2 separate regions of the Homo sapiens genome follow, and region 1 is linked to region 2. Evidence: read pairs that join two places in POLR2A ChIA-PET (ENCODE). Cell type or tissue: OCI-LY7. All regions are shown on one strand. Each heading gives the region's core, and the rest is flanking DNA. Links, peaks and the distances in the headings are about the cores only. Region 1 holds the start of LOC124902126 (a long non-coding RNA gene). Region 2 has its middle 97 kb from the start of BNC2.

Region 1 (10,375 bases), core at 998-8,997, 54 kb after region 2:
AGCATGAACTTCCATGGCTCCACCCTGTTCTTCCCATGCACAGGCCGGTTGGAGGTTCTCCAGGGACCCCTTTATACTTAGGTGTCTTGCCTGCCTGCCCTGCCTGCCTCCCTCCCTCCCTCTTTCGAAAAATCATTATTATTAGTTTGAGTACATACATACAAGTATCCCAGAACCTGCCAAAATGCAGTATAAATGTTACCTAAATGTCCCATCTTGAAAGGAACTTTAGAGAATTAAACTTTAACATGGTTTTCTATCAACTGTGATTTCCTTTTTAGAGATTAGCCTACTCTTCTTACCCGAAGTTTTCATGGTATTTTTTAAACCTTGACCTTGGAAATTCTGATTTCTACCCTGCTTGAAATAATGTAAAACTTAAAAACCCACTCACAAATTTTTGAAACTCAAAAATCATGAGTTTGATCTGATTCACGTCTTCTACAATACAATAAATTTTTAGGTGAAAGACTGATAAGGAGGAAAATGTTGTTTCCAGGTTGGTCAGAACTTTAGGAGGATGTATTTACTGCATTTTTCTACCTATACTCATGTCAGATGTACATACATACATGAGACTAGTAAGTGAGACCTGTCAGAAGAACTCAGAGAAACAGAGTAGCCCTTCCCTTCAACGTGGTTTCTATCAACCATGATTTCCTTTTCAGAGATTGGTCTACTCTTCTTACCTGAAGTTTTAAAAACATAAACAGAAGACCACACTCCCTGAAAACAATTGCCTGACACTGATTATTTTTTCCTGAAACACAAGTCTGTAGGAAAAAAAAAACAAAATACCCAAAAACGAAAAAAAAAATAAATAAATAAACACCACGCTCCTCATCTCAATTCTAAAGAAAAGTCTCTGCGTTGGCTTGGAATTCTGTAAGCTCAGCGTCCTCCAGGCCAGACGGAAACATGAGGCTTCAAATGTTTCTAGAGCTGGCTTGGGTCAGTCAAATAAGTCTCTCAGAAGTGGAATAATTAAGAATAAGTACTTTGAGAGTGCATTCACATCTTTTATCACTTAGACGTAACTAACGGTTCCTTTACAGAGCCATCCTTTTTCTTTTCCTGAACGTGTAATCTGACATTCATTAGGATGAAAAAGCTTAAAATGTGTTCCTGAATGAATAGCGGTTCAGAATTCAGAAGAGGAGACCGGCTTTCACAGAAATGTGCTGATTGTTTAGTTGTAAAATAATGAGTCAAGGGAACAGGGACATATACTGTTCAGTCCAGCTCATAGCGTGTGGCTGCCAGCTCACCAAAAGAGATCACATAGTTTGGCCCGGCAAAGGACCAGACCACAGCCAGGGACTGCAGGGGTAGTGAGGAGGGCATGCGGCTGAAACATACCAGCTCCAGCTCTGCAGAGCCCAGCAGCGGGATCTGGGAGACGCTGCCGGACAAAGAGTGTTCATTACCTTCCAGCCAAACCGCTCTGTGCTCCTCGGAGCCAGCCTTCTTCTGAGCAAGGCCCTTAACACCCCTTCTTGTTGAGCTGCCTCTGCTCTCCCTGGATCCTCTTGGCTTAGCACCTCTCCAGCCCCTCCCAACTGGACCTCTCCTGGGACAGCATGTGCTCTGCATGGAATAACAAGGTTAAATGGACAAGGCTGAATGGCCCTGTGATGGGGAGTGCCTTTAAGCCACATGACGGAAATGAAACAGGAGCCATAATGACCATGACTGGAGGAGAATCAGATTCTGGCCTGGCCTGGTTCTGTGAGATACCTTAAATCATACTTTCTGTAGCATCCCTTAAAGGTGGGTAGAGAGAAGGAGAGAGTTAAGTGTGGGTGCAGTCATCCTCAGGATGGTTGATCTCTAAATCTATTCTTGGGCAAAAGTTTAGAGAAAAGCTGAATCACTCAGCCCAGAGGAAGCCTGAGGAGGCATAAAGAAGTCTTGGAAATCCCCTGAAAAAAAGAATCAGGTAGAGTTTGATTTTTGTCTTTGTTGTCAAATTTTTGGCTCAGTCACAGTTGCAGCAACATGAGAGGTTCCAGGCAGAAAGGAGCAGCCAGTTATTAGGAGGTGGAATTTTACACATGGTAAAACCTGGTGTAGAAGCTAGAAAAAGGAGAGCAGACAGGTCTAAGGAAGTGCTCCGGTCGGGGAAATCAGAGGGGAGCCCCAGCATGGGCCAGTGGGTCACCGTTCTCAGCAAACAGGGGTATGAAACTCAGAAAGTGGTTAGGTGTACAAAATCACCTTAATGAACCAACCTGCAGGCAGGCAGCCTCAGTGAGGTTGCTGAAGAGCTTGAGTATTGGAAGGTAAGGCAAGGGAAAGCAGTTGCTCAAAGCAGACTCCAGGAAGCTATAAATGCTGTAATAGAAAAACAAAGCGGCAAGTCACAGACCCTGCAAGCTTTGATAAACCAGGTGATCGGCAAGAACTAAAAGCTGGAAACTGATGTCAAGTCCAGATTTAGGGAGTGGCTGGGAGTGAGACCCAAGGCAAGCTAAGCTGCAGACTTTGGTGGTTCTTCCAAACAGGAAGATCTTGATCCAGAGGCAACTTTCACTCCAGCTAGGAAGCCTCTTAGATAAGATAAGTCTATTACTTTTTTTTTTTTTAACAACAAATATGCTATGCAAATAAGTTTTGGGAAATGATACATTATTCTCCATAACCTCTTACCTGGACTATTGCAGCAGCTTCTTACCTTGTCTCCCTGCATTTGTTCTTCCTTCCTGAAAGCCCTTTGCTCATACAGCTGCCAAAGCCATTCTTCTAAAACACAAGTCTGGTCATATCTCTCTGTCTAAATCTTTCCACTGGCTGACTATTATCATAATTTCCCAAAGTGCTTTAGTGAATACAAGTTCTGTGAAAAGCATGTGAAGTAATTAGCCAAAGAAGGATGTGTAGTCAGATAAGTTGGGAACTCTACAGGTTGCATTCCTTTTCTTAGAGGTTTCCAATGGAGATATGCATTTTAAAGTCTCTGAGAAGTCCCACAACAACTTATTGAATGATAAATGTTTCAACAATTTGTTGAAAGTAATTAAAACCCAATACTTTGCAGGCAGTTTTAACCATGGGGCACCTTTTCTTTTTCTTTTTTTCCCATAAACTTTATTAACATTGATTGGAAATACTCTGAGAAATACTGAACTATGGTGGGGGGTGGGGGATCCATCTTGCTTAGCATGAAGTATATACAGGTCTTTTTGATGTGGCCTCTCCCTGTCTGTCTGTGCTGTTCATCTCTCATCAATCTTCTTCTTGGGTTTTATACTCTGGGAAAACACAGCAGACTGTTGTTCTCACACATATCACTATGTTTCAAATGTTTATTCTTTTTAATAAAAACATTTTCTTTGCATCTTCCCTAACCCTTATGAGTAAAATGTTTCTTATTTTTCAAAATCCTTTTCAGATATCACCTCCATAGGAAGCTGTCTCTCTGCTTTAGAGCAAGAATCAACAAACTTTTTCTGTAAAGAGCCAGATAGTGAGTATTTTAAGCCTTGAGACTCACACAGTCTCTGTTGCAACCCCTCAACTCTGCCATTGTAAAGCTATAGCAGCTACATACAATCCATACATAAACGGGCATGGCTGTGTTCCAATAAAACTTTATTTATGCACAAAGGCAGCAGGCTTGATTTGGGCATGGCCTGTAGATTATTGACCCTTGCTTTAGAGTTACACTTTATACATTTATCGCTGAGGCAAAAGTTAAGTCTCTAGATGTGAAAATCCGTGGCTTCCAAGTGAGAGCAGTATATGGATGTAGTTAGTTAGACTGGACACAAGGTTGGTGATACAGGTGAATCTGCCTAATGTAGCATATGATACTGCTTAGAGTTATTTTATTTTTAATTAATTAATTTATTTATTTTTGAGACAGTGTCTCACTCTGTCACCCAGGCTGGAGTGCAGTAGCGCAATGATAGCTCACTGCAGCCTTGACCTCCCTGGCTCAAGTGATCCTTCCACCTCAGTCTCCCGAATATCTAGGACTACAGGTGCACACCACCACACCCAGCTAATGTATTTTTGTGTGTGAATACAGGGTTTTGCCATGTTGTCCAGGCTAATCTCAAACTCCTGGGCTTAAGCGATCCACCCACCTCCACCTCCCAAAGGGCTGGGATTACAGGTGTGAGCCACATAGCCCAACCTAGAGTTATTTTAGATTCTCGTCATCCCAGTTAACTGAAAGAACTGCCTGCTAAAGGTAAGGTAAAATTAGAGACTCTTCTGTAATGTTGGTTTAGGAATCAGCCCTTGAAAAATATTGCTAAAGGCAAAAATGTCTATTATAAGTTGGCTGAGATATTATTTTAAGGGAAAAATTATGTCTAAAGTGCTAAGCCTTCATTAGCTGCTTAAAGAGAAACTCTACTCTTCTGAACTGCTGTCTGGAAAATAAAGTGAACTAGAACTGGTACATTAGCAAGAGAGAAATGTAATGGGCCCAGTGAAACGTATTGCCCCATCTGGGCCACAGTGCAGGATTGGCTGATGGGGATTGTCAGTGTTTGGGGGACAAGAACGGGGGTGAATCGGAAAGCTGGAAGAGAGGTGGATACCTGTCCTGGAATGGAAGTGACCAGAAGACATGACCAGGGGCTGTTCCTGGGGAAAATAGTAGGTAGGAATCTCTGGTTAAGTAAATTCAGGAAGTGAAATTCATTAGATGTCTGAGATTAAAACCTGACAGGAACAAACAAGCCATGGTAGGGTTTAGACAGAGGGGATTGCAAGGCATTGCATCAGAAGGCTGAATCCCTTTGTAATGGCAGAGTTTCAACTCCACAAAATGCTCCTTTTTGCCTTCTAGTCCTAACTTTCTGTATTGCCTGGTAATGGTGAAAATGGTGAATGACTAGCTATACATTAAATGTTCAGGCTCCCTGTCCATGGTATCCATGGTACAGAATTATTACAGGAACCTAATTTCCCAGCCTTTCTTGCTCATAGGTGGAGCTATGAGAGTAAGTTCAGGCCAATGGAATGTAGGTGGAAATGAATTACATCTCTTGGGCCTGACCCATAAAATCTCCCACTGGCTTCTCCACTGTTTCTCTACTCCATCTGCTGACTAGATTCGGGCAACTTCAGATATCATCTGTTAAAGGCAGCAAAGATTCTATAAAACTCAAGTCTTTGATGGATTCTGTGGAACAGAAAGAATCCCCTATCCATTCAAACATGTAAAACTACCAACATAAACTTCTGTTGTGTTAAGCCATTGAGATTTCAGAGTTTATCTATTATGGGAGGTAGCATCTGCTTGACAAGTACAAGCAGAAAATGAGCATTGCTGTAATAATTAAAGGAGCTCCACTCTATAAAGCAATTCTAGATAAGAACATGGAGCCCACTGAACCAGAAAACATAAGGAAGACACGTTTCCAAATATGCCATTATTTCCAATTTTCAATAAGTGTCACTTGCTTTAACAAATCACATTTTTGGAAATAAATTTTTATGTGTGTTACCATCTCTACTGTCAAATGAATCAACTGAAATATGACACTTCTTCTAGAAGCTTTAGGAAACAAACACCCAGAGGAATAAAAGTTTTAAAAAACGTAAAACCAAGCAAACGTGGGGAACATAGATGCCTCATTGCTCAAACCCAAAAAATGAAGTTAAGCCATTTATTTCCAGGTAGAAAATATCAGGAATAAGCCATTTGAACAATATGAGAACACAATTAGCCGGACCAATTATATTGTCTAAGGGACCGTTATCAGCAGGTTGATTTAGAAAACTACTCAATTTGCTTATCTACCTGCCAAAAAAGTCGTGGTGAAACTCATTTGAAAAGTAATTTAAATTTTTTTATTAAAAAATTTCATCTCTATTTTTTCTTCATAAAGGGGTCATTGGAACAGCATGATTCTTGAGGAAAGGTTTTCCTAGGTGAGATTATGTTTGTATCTTTATCATGAAGAAAAAAAAACCAGAATTGTTCATAAACTATGTGATATAAAATTCAGTTTGATCATTAAAGACAAGCTGTTCAGTTATAGATAATCAATCATAGCTTATTAGGCCACTCTGGATAAACACAACTTTGAAATGTCAATTAAATAGGTTTCCTAAGATATCCATTATTATAATGACACTAAAAATTATGATCATTTTCCAGGATTGAAACAGCGTAGTGTGGTAGTTAAGAATATAATCACTTTTGTTCATCAGGACACCTTTACAGAAGCGAAAAGGCAAAAGAGAGTAATAAATGATAATTACGGCAAAGGATTATTTGAGATATATATTTTCTTTTTTTTTTTTTTTTTTTGAGATGGAGTTTCGCTCTTGTTGCCTAGGCTGGAGTGCAGTGGTGTGATCTCAGCTCACTGCAAACTCTGCCGCCCGAGTTCAAGCGATTCTCCTGCGTCAGCCTCCTGAGTAGCTGGGATTACAGGTGCGCACCACCATGCCCAGCTAATTTTTTGTATTTTTAGTAGAGACGGAGTTTCACCATGTTGGCCAGGCTGGTCTTGAACTCCTGACCTCAGGTGATCCATCTGCCTCAGCCTCCCAAAGTGCTGGGATTACAGGCATGAGCCACCATGCCCAGCCAGGATACATATTTTCTAATAAAGGATTTGTGACAAACGATTTATTTAGGATATATAAAGACTTTTAAAACTCAGCAAAAGATGAACAACCCAGTAGAAAAATGGGCAAAAGAGGCTGGGCACAGTGGCTCACGCCTGTAATCCCAGCACTTTGGGAGGCCGAGGTGGGCAGATCACGAGGTCAGGAGATCGAGACCATCCTGGCTAGCACAGTGAAACCCCGTCTCTACTAAATATACAAAAACAAAATTAGATGGGTGTAGCAGTGGGTGCCTGTAGTCCCAGCTACTCGAGAGGCTGAGGTGGGAGAATGGCGTGAACCCAGGAGGTGGAGCTTGCAGTGAGCCGAGATCATGCCATTGCACTTCAGCCTGGGTGACAGAGCGAGACTCCGTCTCAAAAGAAAAAAAAAAAAAACAGAAAGAAAAATGGGCAAAAGATTAAAACAAGGCCCAGTGCGGTGGCTCATGCCTATAATCCCAGCATTTTGGGAGGCCGAGGGCGGGAGGATCACTTGTGTCTAGGAGTTCGAGACCAGCCTGGGCAACACAGTGAGACCCTGTCTCCACAAAAAAAACACAAAAATTAGCTGGGCATGGTGGTGCATGCCTGTAGGTTGGTAAGGTGGGAGGATTGCTTGTGCCTGGGAGGTCAGCTCCTTGGGAGGCTGAGGTGGGAGGATTGCTTGTGTCTGGGAGGCTGAGGTGGGAGGATTGCTTGTGCCTGGGAGGTCAAGGCTGCAGTGAGCCATGATTGCACCACTGCATTTAGCCCTGGTGACAGAGTGAGACCCTGTCTTAAAAACAAAAGAAAGTGATTTTCTTAACGTTGCTGGTTATCAGAGAGATGTAAATCTAAATCACAATATTATTATGCATCCAGCAGAAAGGCCAAAAATAAAAAGGCAAACAATACCAAGTGTTGGCGAGGATGTGAAATAACTGGACCTCTCATATGCTGCTAGTCAAAGTGTAAATTTGTATAAACACTTTGAAAACAATTTGATGTTTTCTAATAACATGAACATACACATGCCCTATGACCCAGCAATTATACTTTGAGACATATGTAATATGCTCAACAGAGAAATGTACATATGTGCACCAAAATACATGAATAAGAATCTTTATGGTAGAATTATTTTTCATAGCCCCAAACTGGAAGCTACTCAAATTTACCTCAACAGTAGAATGAACTGTAGTCTAGTCATATATTACAATACTATACAACACTAACAATAACATGGCTAATTCTTTACACATGGCAGGTTAACTTTTATAATCATAATGTTGAGTAAAAGAAGCCAGACCCAAAAGAAAAAATACTGTATAATTCAATTTATTAAAAAAATGAAATTAACCTGTGGTGTTAGGAGTCAGGATAGGACTTTTTTTCTGGGAGGGGATAAAAACTAGCAGGGGCACAAATGGAGGTTCTGGGGGCTGTCATGCTCCATTTCTTGATCTGGGTGCCAAGTGGGCTTACTTTATGAAATTTATGAAAATTAACTTAGCCCCACACTTATGATTTGTGCACTTTTCTCCATGTTGATTAGAAAAGGAGGAAAGAGTGTAGACGTTGGTGTCAAATTGCCTGGTTTCATATTATAGCTTTACTCCTTACTAATCAATGTCCTTGGGAAATTTATTTTACCTTTCTTTGTCTCGGGTTACTCATCTGTGAAATGGGGATTATATGATTACCTTCCTTTTAGACTATTAGGAGGATAAATGTGACCATGCACCCAAAGCTCATAAAAGAGTACTGGGCACATGTTTAGCATGTAATAAGTGTCAATTGTTGTAATAATTATCATTAACTCTCAAGAAGACTGGTTGATAAATATTATCTTACAATGTCACTTTTTCCAAGGTAAGAATAATTAGAATAACACAGAAAACCATTCAACATTTTTATTTTGCCTTAGTGTTTTTTAACTCCTTGACCTTCAAAAATAGGGAGTTTCTCAAAACCAACATGGACAACTCCCAAAGCAAAAAGAAAATTCATTTGAAAACTATGGTGTAGTCTGTCTCAACTAATATAAATATTATTGCCACACAAAGGACATCTGTAAGTAGGTACAGTGCCTGAGAAGAAGAAAAAAGATCAGGTTTCAATTATGTAAGGCATGAATTCTTATTTTAAAATGGTCAGTAATGCAATGCTCATACCTCAAGATGGAAGGAATTAGTCAATTTATCCTTGTGTGCAATGGGGTATGATTTTTTATTATGTAGATTTTAAAATTCATTAATAACATTTTAAATTTTTACCCTTCTGGTATACTAAGTTTTTACATCAGTATATAATCTAATATTTATAAGATCTCTACTATATTTTTGTATTAACCCCGATCTCATTTGTACACAAATTCATCCTGTGTTTGCTTTTATATAAAAAATTGGTTCAGAAAATTAAAACCCCAAACACCAATATTAGGTTAGGAAATTTAGACCATAACTTGGACTGTTTGTAATGTTAGTAGTTGATTTAGAGCTTTTGAAACACTGGTGTCCATATTTAAAATTAGGAAATTTAGTGTTATATTTCTATACTAACCATGAGAAACTTACAGTAAAAAAATCTCTTAGGCTTCGTGTACTTCCATCTTCCATCATTTGCACTGTGTGATAACTGTGTTTGCTTCAAAAGTTTATAGTCTGTTACTATTTTTCACTTTCTGTCAATTTTTATTTTCTAAGTGGAAAACCTCAAGAGGAAGGGATCATGTCTGTATTGTCAATTATTATATTACCAGTGGTTAGAACAGTGCCTGGAACATAGTAAGTGTTGAGTAGATATTTCTGGTAAAAGTGAATTAGTGTGAGAATGGGAGCTGTTCAGCCAAAATTCTTAAAGGGCACATGGCTCAAAAATAATAAATTGAAAATATAAAATGAAAATAATCAGGATTTTGAGTTCAGATTGATTTGTATAGTCTGGTGCTCTAATCATAGGAAAAACAAGGAAATTACTTCAAACGGTTCACAGATGTGGGATTTTCTTCATACTCTGATCTCTTTAATGTGACTCGAATGAGAGACTTGATGTGAAATAATCCACCAAAGGACCTTGGCTCACCAGAGAGAAGAGTGAAAGGCACCTTTTGTCTTTTATTCCAAGTCTGGAGGTGTCATCGTGGACAGACATAGGAAGGATGGCTTCACAAAAAGTGTTTCCCCAGGGTAGGCTGTGACAGCGTGGGGCAGGGAGTGGCCAGGAGGCCCTCAGTGAGGCTCCTTCAGAACTGCCTGTCACTTCCTATGGCAAGAAAATGTGGGCATGCTCACCAGAAGGATTTTCTGAACAAGGGCTATAGTAAAAGAAAGTTTTTTGAAATTATAATGTCTTGATATTATCTAATTCTGGGATATTGTGTCTAATCAAGGATTTCTGGTAGATTCTAAAAGATAATTTTGGAATTATATTATCACAGTGTTTCTGGTGTCCCAGGTAGTTCCAGTTTTTCCAACAACATAACAAAGTTACTTATGACCACCCAGGTCCTCTCTTCTCTTTCCCCGTTTCCCACTCCACTTTGGAGAGAGAATCAAACACCTATCAGAAATATGCAAAAATAGTGCACAGTGTTGCCATTTCTTTAAATTTGTTGATATTTATCCTTTTTCCCTGAAGTTTATCTTGCCCTTCCATTATTTTTATTGAGGCATAAAATACATAACATAAAATTCATCCTCCCAACAATTTCCAAGTGTACAGTACAATAGTCAACCTCATGCACTGTATTGTATAACAGATCCCCAAAGCCCCCCATCCTGTGGGACTGAAATTCTATATCCACCAAACAGCTCCACTCC
Region 2 (10,375 bases), core at 1,234-9,233:
TGTAGACTTAGCATAGACTGCTTTCACAGCACATATGTTGTTTCATAATTTCCCATTTTTACTCCTATCTCCTTCCTTTTATTATTATTGTATCATAACTACTTGAGGTCAGGTCCCTTGCCTCTCTCATCTGTGGTTCTCAACTGCCCCAAAGTTTGAGACATATGTCTTGCTTTGTATTATATTTAGAGACTTCTCCATAGCCACAAGAATGTAAAGTCTTTGAAGGCAAGGAGTATGGATTTTTTTTTTTTTTTTTTTTTTTTTTTTGAGATGGAGTCTCACTCTGTCGCCCAGGCTGGAGTGCAGTGGTGCGATCTCGGCTCACTGCAAGCTCCGCCTCCCGCGTTCACGCCATTCTCCTGCCTCAGCTTCCTCAGTAGCTGGGACCACAGACGTCCGCCACCACGCCTGGCTAATTTTTTGTATTTTTAGTAGAGATGGGGTTTCCTCGTGTTAGCCAGGATGATCTCGATCTCCTGACCTCGTGATCTGCCCGCCTCGGCCTCCCAAAGTGCTGGGATTACAGGCGTGAGCCGCCGTGCCCGGCCTTTTTTTTTTTTAAACTTTTATTAAGTTCAGGGGTACAAGGGCAGGTTTGTTACGTAAGTAAACTTATGTCATGGGAGTTTGTTGTATAGATTATTTCATCACCCAGGTATAAGCCTAGTACCCGTTAGTGATTTTTCCTTATCCTCTCCCTCCTCCCACCCTCCACACTCCAATAGACCCCAGTGTGTGTTGTTCCCCTCTATGTGTCCATGTGTTCTCATCATTTAGCTCCCACTTATAAGTGAGAACATGTGGTATTTGGTTTTCTGTTCCTGTGTTAGTTTGCTCAGGATAATGGCCTCGAGCTCCATCCACATTCCTGCAAAGGACGTGATCTCATTCCTTTTTATGGCTGCATAGTATTCCATGGGGTGTATATATCACATTTTCTTTATTCAGTCTATCACTGATGGGCATTTAGCTTGATTCCATGTTTTTGCTATTGTGAGAAGTGCTGTAATGAGCATTTGTGTGCATATGACTTTATAATAGAAGGATTTATATTCCTTTGGTTATATACCAAGTAATGGGATTACTGGGTGAAATGGTATTTCTGGTTTTAGATTCTTGGGGAATCACCACACTGTCTTCCACAATGGTTGAACTAATTTACACTCCCACCAACAATGTGTAAGCATTCCTTTTTCTCCACAACCTCGCTAGCAACTGTTATGTTTTGACTTTTTAATTATAGCCATCCTGACTGGTGTAAGATGGCATCTTGTAGTTTTGATTTGCATTTCTCTAATGGTCAGTGCTATTGAGCTTTTTTCCATATGATTGTTGGCCACATGTATGTCTTCTTTTGAAAAGTGTCTGTTCATGTTCTTTGCCCACTTTTTTATGGGATTGTTTGTTTTCTTCTTGTAAATTTGTTTAAGTAAGGAGTATGTTTAATTTATATTTGTACTACTTTGCTTCTATTCAGTCAACATTTTCAGTATGAGCAAATAAAGAACAATTTCCATACTCAGGCCAGGTGAGCCTTGAAATCATGGAAACTGGCTCATTTATGCCAACATAGTAATTCCCAGTGCTTACTTACCTGGCATTGGCCTGGCATCTTTGCTTCAAGGAAGAGACTCATTTAGATTCCACCTGTTTCCCCATCCCCTTTCTATTAATCTTCTATACTTTTTCAAGTTGTCAGGAGAAATATTTTAAAAGGACCCCAGTCGGGAGGGGAGGTGTGGGCAAATTTTCATCCTCGGACTTTCTTCCAGCTGCCTCTGGTTCATTTCACTTTTCACATCGTCTGGCCTTCTTCCCTTCCTGGCCCTGCCTTGGCTTCTGCGGCTTGACTCCTGTGTTCAGCCTGGTCCTCTAATATGCGTACTCTCGTTTCGACCAGCCACCACCCATCCAATTTTCTGTCCTTCAGCTTCACAACACAGCCATGTGTAAGAGGTGCCCTTTCCACATATGCCACCATGGTCCCAAGGAGCCCATTCAGGTCTTGCTCAGCCCTCGCCTGACTCTCGCTCAAAAGAGAAAAATAAGTCCGTCAGAGCTCTGAATTCCCACTGTGAGGCCTCCACTCACTGCAAAGTAGCATTCCCACCTGATTAGTCACTTGAATTGGATTTCATGAGTAGGATGGAGGCATTGGTTTCATGTTGCACTGTAACATGGGTTACAGTGTAAGATGGGTTAACTTTATTAAACATATTGGTATGTTGTAAATATGTATGACTCCTTAGAAACCATCAGTTCGCCAAGTCATACTGAGTCATTCTTCTGGAGGAGAGCTGAGGGGTTAATTAAAAACAGCTGCATCTAGGCCGGGCACGGTGGCTCACGCCTGTAATCCCAGCACTCTGAGAGGCCGAGGCAGGCAGATCGCGAGGCCAGGAGACCGAGACCATCCTGGCTAATACGGTGAAACCCCGTCTCTACTAAAAAATACAAAAAATTAGCCGGGCGTGGTGGCGGGCGCCCGTAGTCCCAGCTAATCAGGAGGCTGAGGCAGGAGAATGGCGTGAACCCGGGAGGTGGAGCTTGCAGTGAGCCGAGATTGTGCCACCGCATTCCAGCCTGGGTGATAGAGCGAGACTCCTTCTCAAGACAAACAAACAAACAAACAAAAAACAAAAACCAAAAACCAAAACAGCTGCATCTAATCATGCACTAGCATGATATACTTCCTTCTTGGACAGCACAGGTAAGACAGAACTCACAAAACAAAAAGGAGGCCTTCCATGGAGACGGGAGTTCTCCAGAAGGAAGATGAGCTCTAGTAGAGTATGACTATCTGAGAATCAGAAAAGAATCGGACCAAGCAATTGGCCATAGTTAAGTACAAAAGTTGTCCTAATGTGGCATTAAACAAGAAGAAAATATTGAGATTAAAGACAAAAAGCATGATTAGTTATATAAAGTATGAACAGTGTGCCTTTTCTGTTTAAATTCTTTCTTTCTTTCTATGACTTGGTATTGCTTATGTTATCCACATTTTAAAGTTAATTTAAAAATAGTGTGCATTAACTGAAGTTAAAATTATGAGTTTCTTTTCTTTTTCTTTTCTCTTTTTTTTTTTTTTTTTTTGAGACAGAGTCTCACTCTGTTGCCCAGGCTGAAGTGCAGTGGTGCGATCTCGGCTCACTGCAACCTCTGCCTCCCAGGTTCAAGCGATTCTCCCACCTCAGCCTCCCGAGTAGCTGAGATTACAGGCATGCACCACCATGCCCAGCTAATTTTTTATGTTTAGTAGAGACGGGGTTTACCTATGTTGGTCAGGCTGGTCTCGAACTCCTGACCTCAGGTGATCCACCTGAGTGCTGGGATTATAGGCGTGAGCCACCGCGCCCAGCCTATTTTCTTAAACAATTTTTTTAAATTAATCTTTTATTTTATTGTGGTTAGAACATTAAATAGGAGATCTACCTTCTTAACAAATTTTAAGTGTACAATATATTATTATTGACCATAGGTATGGTGTTGTACAGCAGATCTCTAGAGCTTACTTAACTGAAACTTGATGGGTGTTAATTAATAACTCTCCATTTCCCAGTGCCCCATCCCCTAGTAACTACCATTTCAGTCTTTGATTTTCTGAATTTCACTATTTCAGATACCTCATGTAAGTGGAATCAGGCAGTATTTGTCTTTCTGTTTCTGACTTACTTTGCTTAGCATAATGTCCTCAAGGTCTATCAATGTTGTTGCACATTGTAGAATTTCCTTCTTTTTTTTTTGGAGACGGAATCTTGCTCTGTTGCCCAGGCTGGAGTGCAGTGGTGCCATCTCAGCTCACTGCAACCTCCACCTCCGAGGTTCAAGCGATTCTCCTGCCTCAGCCCCCCGAGTAGCTAGGACTACAGGCGCACACCGCCAACCCTGGCTGATTTTTTGTATTCTAGTAGAGATGGGGTTTCGCCATGTTGCCCAGGCTGGTCTCCAACTCCTGAGCTCAGGCAGTCCTTCCGCCTCGGCCTTCCAAAGTGCTTGGATTACAGGTGTGAGCCACTGCGCGCCTGGCCGAATTTCCTTCTTTTTTAAGACTGAATAGTATTCCATTGTTCATATATGCTCCTTTTTTTTTTTTTTTTTTTTTTTTTGAGATGGAGTCTCGCTCTGTCCCCCAGGCTGGAGTGCAGTGGCACGATCTTGGCTCACTGCAAGCTCTGCCTCCGAGGTTCACGCCATTCTCCTGCCTCAGCCTCCTGAGTAGCTGGGACTACAGGTGCCTGCCACCACGCCCGGCTAATTATTTTGTATTTTTAGTAGAGACGGGGTTTCACCGTGTTACCCAAGATGGTCTCGATCTCCTGACCTCGTGATCCGCCCACCTCGGCCTCCCAAAGTGCTGGGATTACAGGCGTGAGCCACTGCACCTGGCCTATATATACTACATTTTTAAAACCATCCACCTGCTGATGGACATTTAGGTTGTTTCTACACTTTAGCCATTGTGAACAGTGCTGCAATGAACATGAGGGTGCTAATGTCTCTTCAAGATCCTGATTTCAATTCTTTTGGGTATATACACAGAAGGGGGATTGCTGGATTACACAGTAGTTCTATTTTTAATTTTTTGAGAAACTACCATACCATCTTCCATAGCAGCTGCACTACTTTGCATTCCTACCAACAGTGTGCAAGGGTTCCAATTTCTCTACATCCTTGCCAACACTTGTCGTTTGTTTTTTTTGTTTGTTTGTGTGAGACAAGGTCTTGCTCTGTTGTGCAGGCTGGAGTGCAGTGGTCCCATCAAAGCTCGCTGCAGCCCCAACCTCCTGGGCTCATGCTATCCTCCCACCTTAGCCTCCTGAATAACTGGGTCCACAGGCGCACACCACTATGCCTGGCTAATTTTTTTTTTGTTGTTTTTTGTAGAGACAAGGTCTCACTATATTGCCCAGGCTGGTCTTAAACTCCTGAGCTCAAGCAATCCTCCTGCCTCAGCCTCCTAAAGTGCTGTGATTACAAGGGTAAGCCACCATCCCCAGCCTGTCCTTTGTCTTTTTTAAAAAAATTATAATAACCATCCTAACAAGGGCGAGGTGATAAGCTTAGGCTTTTCACGTCATATTTATAAAATCATTGTCAAGACTGGTGTCTTGAAGCTTTTCTTCTGTTTTCTTCTAGGAGTTTCATAGATTCAGGTTTTAAGTCTTTAATCCATTTTGAGTTGATTTTTGTGTATGGAGTAAGTCCAATTTCATCCTTTTACATGTGGATATCCACTTTTCTCAGTACCATTTGTTGAAGAGACTGTCCTTTTCCTAGGTGTATACTCTTGGTACCCTTGTCAAAGATCAATTGATTGTGTATGTACGTGGTTTATTTCTGGACTCTATTTCCTTATGCCTTTGTGTATAAACAACAGGGATCTATTACTTCTTTTTTTTTTTTTTTTTTTTTTTTTTGAGATGGAGTCTCGATCTGTTGCCAGGCTGGAGTGCAGTGGCATGATCTTGGCTCACTGCAACCTCTCCCTCCCGGGTTCAAGCAATTCTCCTGCCTCAGCCTCCTGAGTAGCTGGGAATGTAGGTTCGTGCCACCACTCTCAGCTAATTTTTTGTATTTTAGTGGAGCTGGGGTTTCACCATATTGGCTAGGATGGTCTCAATCTCTTGAACTTGTGATCTGCCCGCCTTGGCCTTCCAAAGGCATCTATTACTTCTACGAGTAGAAAACTAAATTTAGTAATTTTATTTGCCATCATATCAGAATATAAATCTGTATTGCTTTGCTATTTTTGTTTTTCATCCACAAAGTGTTAAGTTCCTATGCTTCACTATAATATCCAAACAATGAAAGTATACATGGTTTTCTTTTCCTTTTTTTTTTTTTTTTTTTTAAGAGACAGAGTATCGCTCTCTCGCCCAGGCTGGAGTGCAGTGGCGCCATCTCGGCTCACTGCAAGCTTTGCCTCCCAGGTTCACACCATTCTCCTGCCTCAGCCCCCTGAGTAGCTGGGACTGCAGGCGCCCGCCACAATGCCCGGCCAATTTTTTGTATTTTTAGTAGAGATGGGGTTTCACCGTGTTAGCCAGGATGGTCTTGATCTCCTGACCTTGTGATCCGCCCGCCTCGGCCTCCCAAAGTGCTGGGATTACAGGCGTGAGCCACTGTGCCCGGCTGAAACTATATACGGTTTTCTTTACAGCTTCCCCTGTAGCTTAAGCTGCATCATCTACTGCTTGTTGCTAAGGGAAGCCAAGTCAGGCTGTTCATGTTTATGTGATTATTGACTGAACCAAAGTTTATCTCATTTGCGGACTGCCAGGTGACCCATAAAATCATAGCACTTTGTTGAGGGAGGTCCCTGTCTCACTGAAGTAGCTAGTTGCTAGTATTTCTGTCAGATTTTGGACCAGAAAATATGGTGAGAATTTTCTAGCTTGGGATGAAAGAAAAATGGAAGATTCATGCAAAGGGAAATAGAGACTGTATGGTCAAGAGAGAGCTGAGACATCTAGATTTGCCTTGATTATTTGCAACCTTCCTAACAGTAAGTGATACGTAAGGCGGTCTAATGAAATCTGTTTCTTGCAATCAAGAGAGTCTACTAGTTCCTTGCTGCTCAAAGTGTGGTCCACAGACCAGTAGCATTGGCAGCATCTGGATGCTTGTTGGAAAAGCTTGTCTTAGATCCCACTCCAGGCCTATTGTATCAGAAGCTGCATTTCAGCAAGGTCCCCAGGTAATTTACATGCACATTAAAGTTTGAGAAGCTCCATTCTAGTATACCTAGTGTAGCAGACTTCTGTTATTTTTCCATGTCCATTCTCTCCTACTTCCATAACAATAGAATATCAACTGGTCACACGGGTGAGTTCCCAGCTCCACATTTAGGTACCTCCCCTCCAGCTGAGTGAGACTACATTCTGGCCAATGGGATTGAAGGAGTGATGGGAGCTACTTCCAAGTCTTGTCTTTAAAATAATTAGATCTTTCCTAGCTGTGAGATGGGGAGAACTGCGGCAACCACTTTGGACCCATAGGTAGGAGTCAGAAGTTGAGGATGTCATGGCCACCTACTAGCCACGAGTAGGCTGCCCACCTACCTCTGGACTGTTATTTAAGAGAGGAACAAACATCTTTCTTGTTTCAGTCATTGTAAATTGGGATGTCTTTAGCTCAGCAGCTCAACATGTACACTAACAAATAGACTAAAATGAACAGAGCTAGATGAGCAAGGGGACAAAGTGTGATTCACAGATCTCAGAATCAAATATTTAACTCATTAATAGTGCTGGAAGCAGCATTGCATCTCTCTGCTCATGTCGCCTACGTTGAAATGGGCATGAAGTGATTAAAAAGCAAACCCCTAGTGGGAGTAGAAATGCAGCTCAGAAATAACCATAGAATCATTGGTTTTTGATTAATGGGCAAAGATTGTCTGATATTGATTCTCACACAGAGGTTGTTTCTTTCTTTCCTAAAAAAGCTGAGCATCAATAAACCTTTATTCAGCCAAGATCAGTTGGGTTTTCAGGATGTGTAGGATGCATATTCCATATAATCCGTTCAATTTACATAATCCCAACTTCTAGATTTAGATAAATCTCCAGCTTTGCAAATCAGAACAGAAATAAAATTTATAATTTATAAGGTTTTTTCTTTTTTTTTTTTGGGACAGAGTCTCAACTCTATCACCCACATGTAATCTTGGCTCACTGCAACCTCTGCCTCCCAGGTTCAAGCAATTCCCATGCCTCAGCCTCCCGGGTAGCTGGGACTACAGGCCTGCACCACCACACCCAGCTGATTTTTGTATTTTTAGTAGAGACAGGCTTTCACCATGTTGGCCAGGCTAGTCTCGAAATCCTGGCCTCAAGTGATCTGCCCCCCTCAGCCTCCCAAAGTGTTGGAATTACAGGGGTGAGCCACCATGCACAAAGTTTATTTTTAGAAATATGAACTTCTGGCCAGGCACAGTGGCTCACTCCTGTAATCCCTGCACTTTGGGAGGCTGAGGTGGGCGGATCACCTGAGGTTAGGAGTTCGAGACCAACCTGGCCAACATGATGAAACCCTGTCTCTACTAAAAACACAAAAAATTAGCTAGGCATAGTGGGAGCGCCTGTAATCCAAGCTACTCGGGAGGCCTGAGGCAGGAGAATCACTTGATCCCAAGAGGCGGAGGTTGCAGTGAGCTGAGATGGCACCACTCCACTCCAGGTTGGGCAACAAGAGCAAAACTCCATTTCAAAAAAAAAAAGAACTTCTAGCAATGTTCGTCAGAGAATTTGCAGTAACTCATGACTCTACTATGTTATAAGGAAATAACCAAATCCATGTGTGACTTGGAGCATTTTGAGACACAGAATTGCTGAACTACTTGGAACCAGGATGACCAAACAGAAACTCATACCAATCCAGGGATGGAGATATTTTCTTAATCATTCTTGGCTAAAAGTTTTATTAATGCCTTAGTGTAGAGTTGTAAGAGGTAAAATACCAGATGCATAATACTGGATGTATAATTATTATACATCTTAATTGTACTTTGTGCTGTTTTTACAGTTATGTTTAGGGACATTGTCAAGAATAGGCAGACACATTAACTAGCACCCATTACTGACTGGGGTGTAAGCAAGTCTCAGCCCTGTTTCTTTGGTACACAAAACTCCCTTGTCTCTACTGCAAGTGCCTGTTGAAGTTGGAGCCAGAGAATACTGAAAAGGAAATGATAACTGTGATTTATCCCCTTTTCTGGATCCTTTCTGAGGCTGAGCACTCCGTGAAAAATCTCACCTGCCAAAGAATACCTGGCCTTTGTCTCTATATTCTATTCTCTCCTGTGTCACCTTCCTATTTTCAATTTCTCATTCTTTCTCTTTGTCAAGGTTTCTTTAATAGTGCCCTGAACCTTTGGGAGTAAACTCAGTCATCTTTTCTCCTCTAGATAGGGTGATTTTATTGCCTTTTTTCTGAGTTCTCAGGTATGAAGATGAGACCAGTTTATGACTAAAACAGATTGAAGGTTATTTTAAATACTTATTACTTAGTACCCTTGTCCAAAATCAAACTCATTTATTATTGCTTTTATTTCTAATTTGAGAGCAATTTTTATCCTGTCTTTGAACTATTGGCCAAGATACTACAACAATAAGAAGTAACCACTGTATCACACTTCACAGTTTATAAAATGCTTTTCAGGCCAGGCCTAGTGGCTCACACCCTTAATCCCAGCACTTTGGGAGGCTGAGGTGGGAGGATTGCTTGAGTTCAGGAATTCGAGGCCAGCCTGGGCAGCACAGAAAGACCCCATCTCTAAAAAAAAAAAAATCAGCCCACCATAATGGCACATGCCTGTGGTCCCAGCCACTTGGGAGACTGGGGTGCAAGGGTAGCTTGAACCGAGGAGGTTGAGACTGGAGTGAGCCATGATTGCAACACTGCACTCCAGCCTGGCCAACAGACCAAGACCCTCAGTAAAAAAATAAAAATAATAAAAATTAAAATAAAATGCTTTTCATATACCTTCCTTTTGAATTCTCAAAGCTGCCCTGTGAGACAAGTATTATTGTTATTACTCTTTTTTACAGGTGTGTAAATTGAGACTTTAGACGGCTAATTTGCTCAAGACACAAAGCTAGAGACTCAGGTGGTTTTATCTCAATTCAAGCTCTGTTACCATGTTTAATATGATCATGATGACTACCATTATCACCACTGATATGGTTAGGCTTTGTGTCCCCACCCAAATCTCATCTTGAATTGTAATCCTCATTGATATGGTTTGGCTGTGTCCCTGCCCTAATCGCAACTTGAATTATATCTCCCAGAATTCCCACATGTTGTGGGAGGGACCCAGGGCGAGGTAATTGAATCATAGAGCCAGTCTTTCCTGTGCTAGTCTCATGATAGCGAGTAAGTCTCATGAGATCCGATGGGTTTATCAGGAGTTTCTACTTTTGCTTCTTTCTCATATTCTTTTGCCACCACCATGTAAGAAGTGCCTTTTGCCTCCAGCCATGATTCTGAGGCCTCCTCAGCCATGTGGGACTGTAAGTCCAATTAAACCTCTTTTTCTTCCCAGTCTTGAGCGTGTCTTTATCAGCAGTGTGAAAACGGACTAATACACCCATAATCCCCACATGTCAAGGGAGAGACTAGGTGTAAGTAATTGGATCATGGAAGTGATTTCCCCCATGCTGTTCTCGTGATAATGAGTGAGTTCTCATGAGATCTGATGGTTTTTGTTTTTTTTTGTTTTTTTTTTGAGACAGAGTCTTGCTCTGTCCCCCAGGCTGGGGTGCAGTGGCATGATCTTGGCTCACTGCAACCTCTGCCTCCCATGTTCAAGCGATTCTCCTGCCTCAGCCTCCTGAGTAGCTAGGATTACAGGCACGCGCTACCAAGCCTGGCT

Evidence for each region. Peaks named below come from ENCODE experiments on the same cell type or tissue, not always from the same donor. Only the 100,000 strongest peaks of a DNase experiment are listed, where the experiment ranks them.
Region 1: POLR2A ChIA-PET joins it to region 2 with 11 read pairs; 2 of 35 experiments call an interaction of 5 or more read pairs at or near these places.

The regions. Positions count from the first base shown.
Region 1 is chr9:17,016,851-17,027,225 of GRCh38, forward strand. LOC124902126 (a long non-coding RNA gene) reads right to left here and starts at 2,764. Exons shown (of 3, transcript XR_007061426.1): 1 at 2,675-2,764; 2 at 1,428-1,587. LOC105375983 (a long non-coding RNA gene) reads left to right here. Exons shown (of 3, transcript XR_001746628.1): 2 at 3,392-3,466. In OCI-LY7, for the core only: no CTCF peak of the experiment used is centred there; no DNase peak of the experiment used is centred there.
Region 2 is chr9:16,962,222-16,972,596 of GRCh38, forward strand. No RefSeq gene overlaps it. Among named protein-coding and RNA genes, the nearest start is that of BNC2, 97 kb to the left of the region's middle. In OCI-LY7, for the core only: no CTCF peak of the experiment used is centred there; no DNase peak of the experiment used is centred there.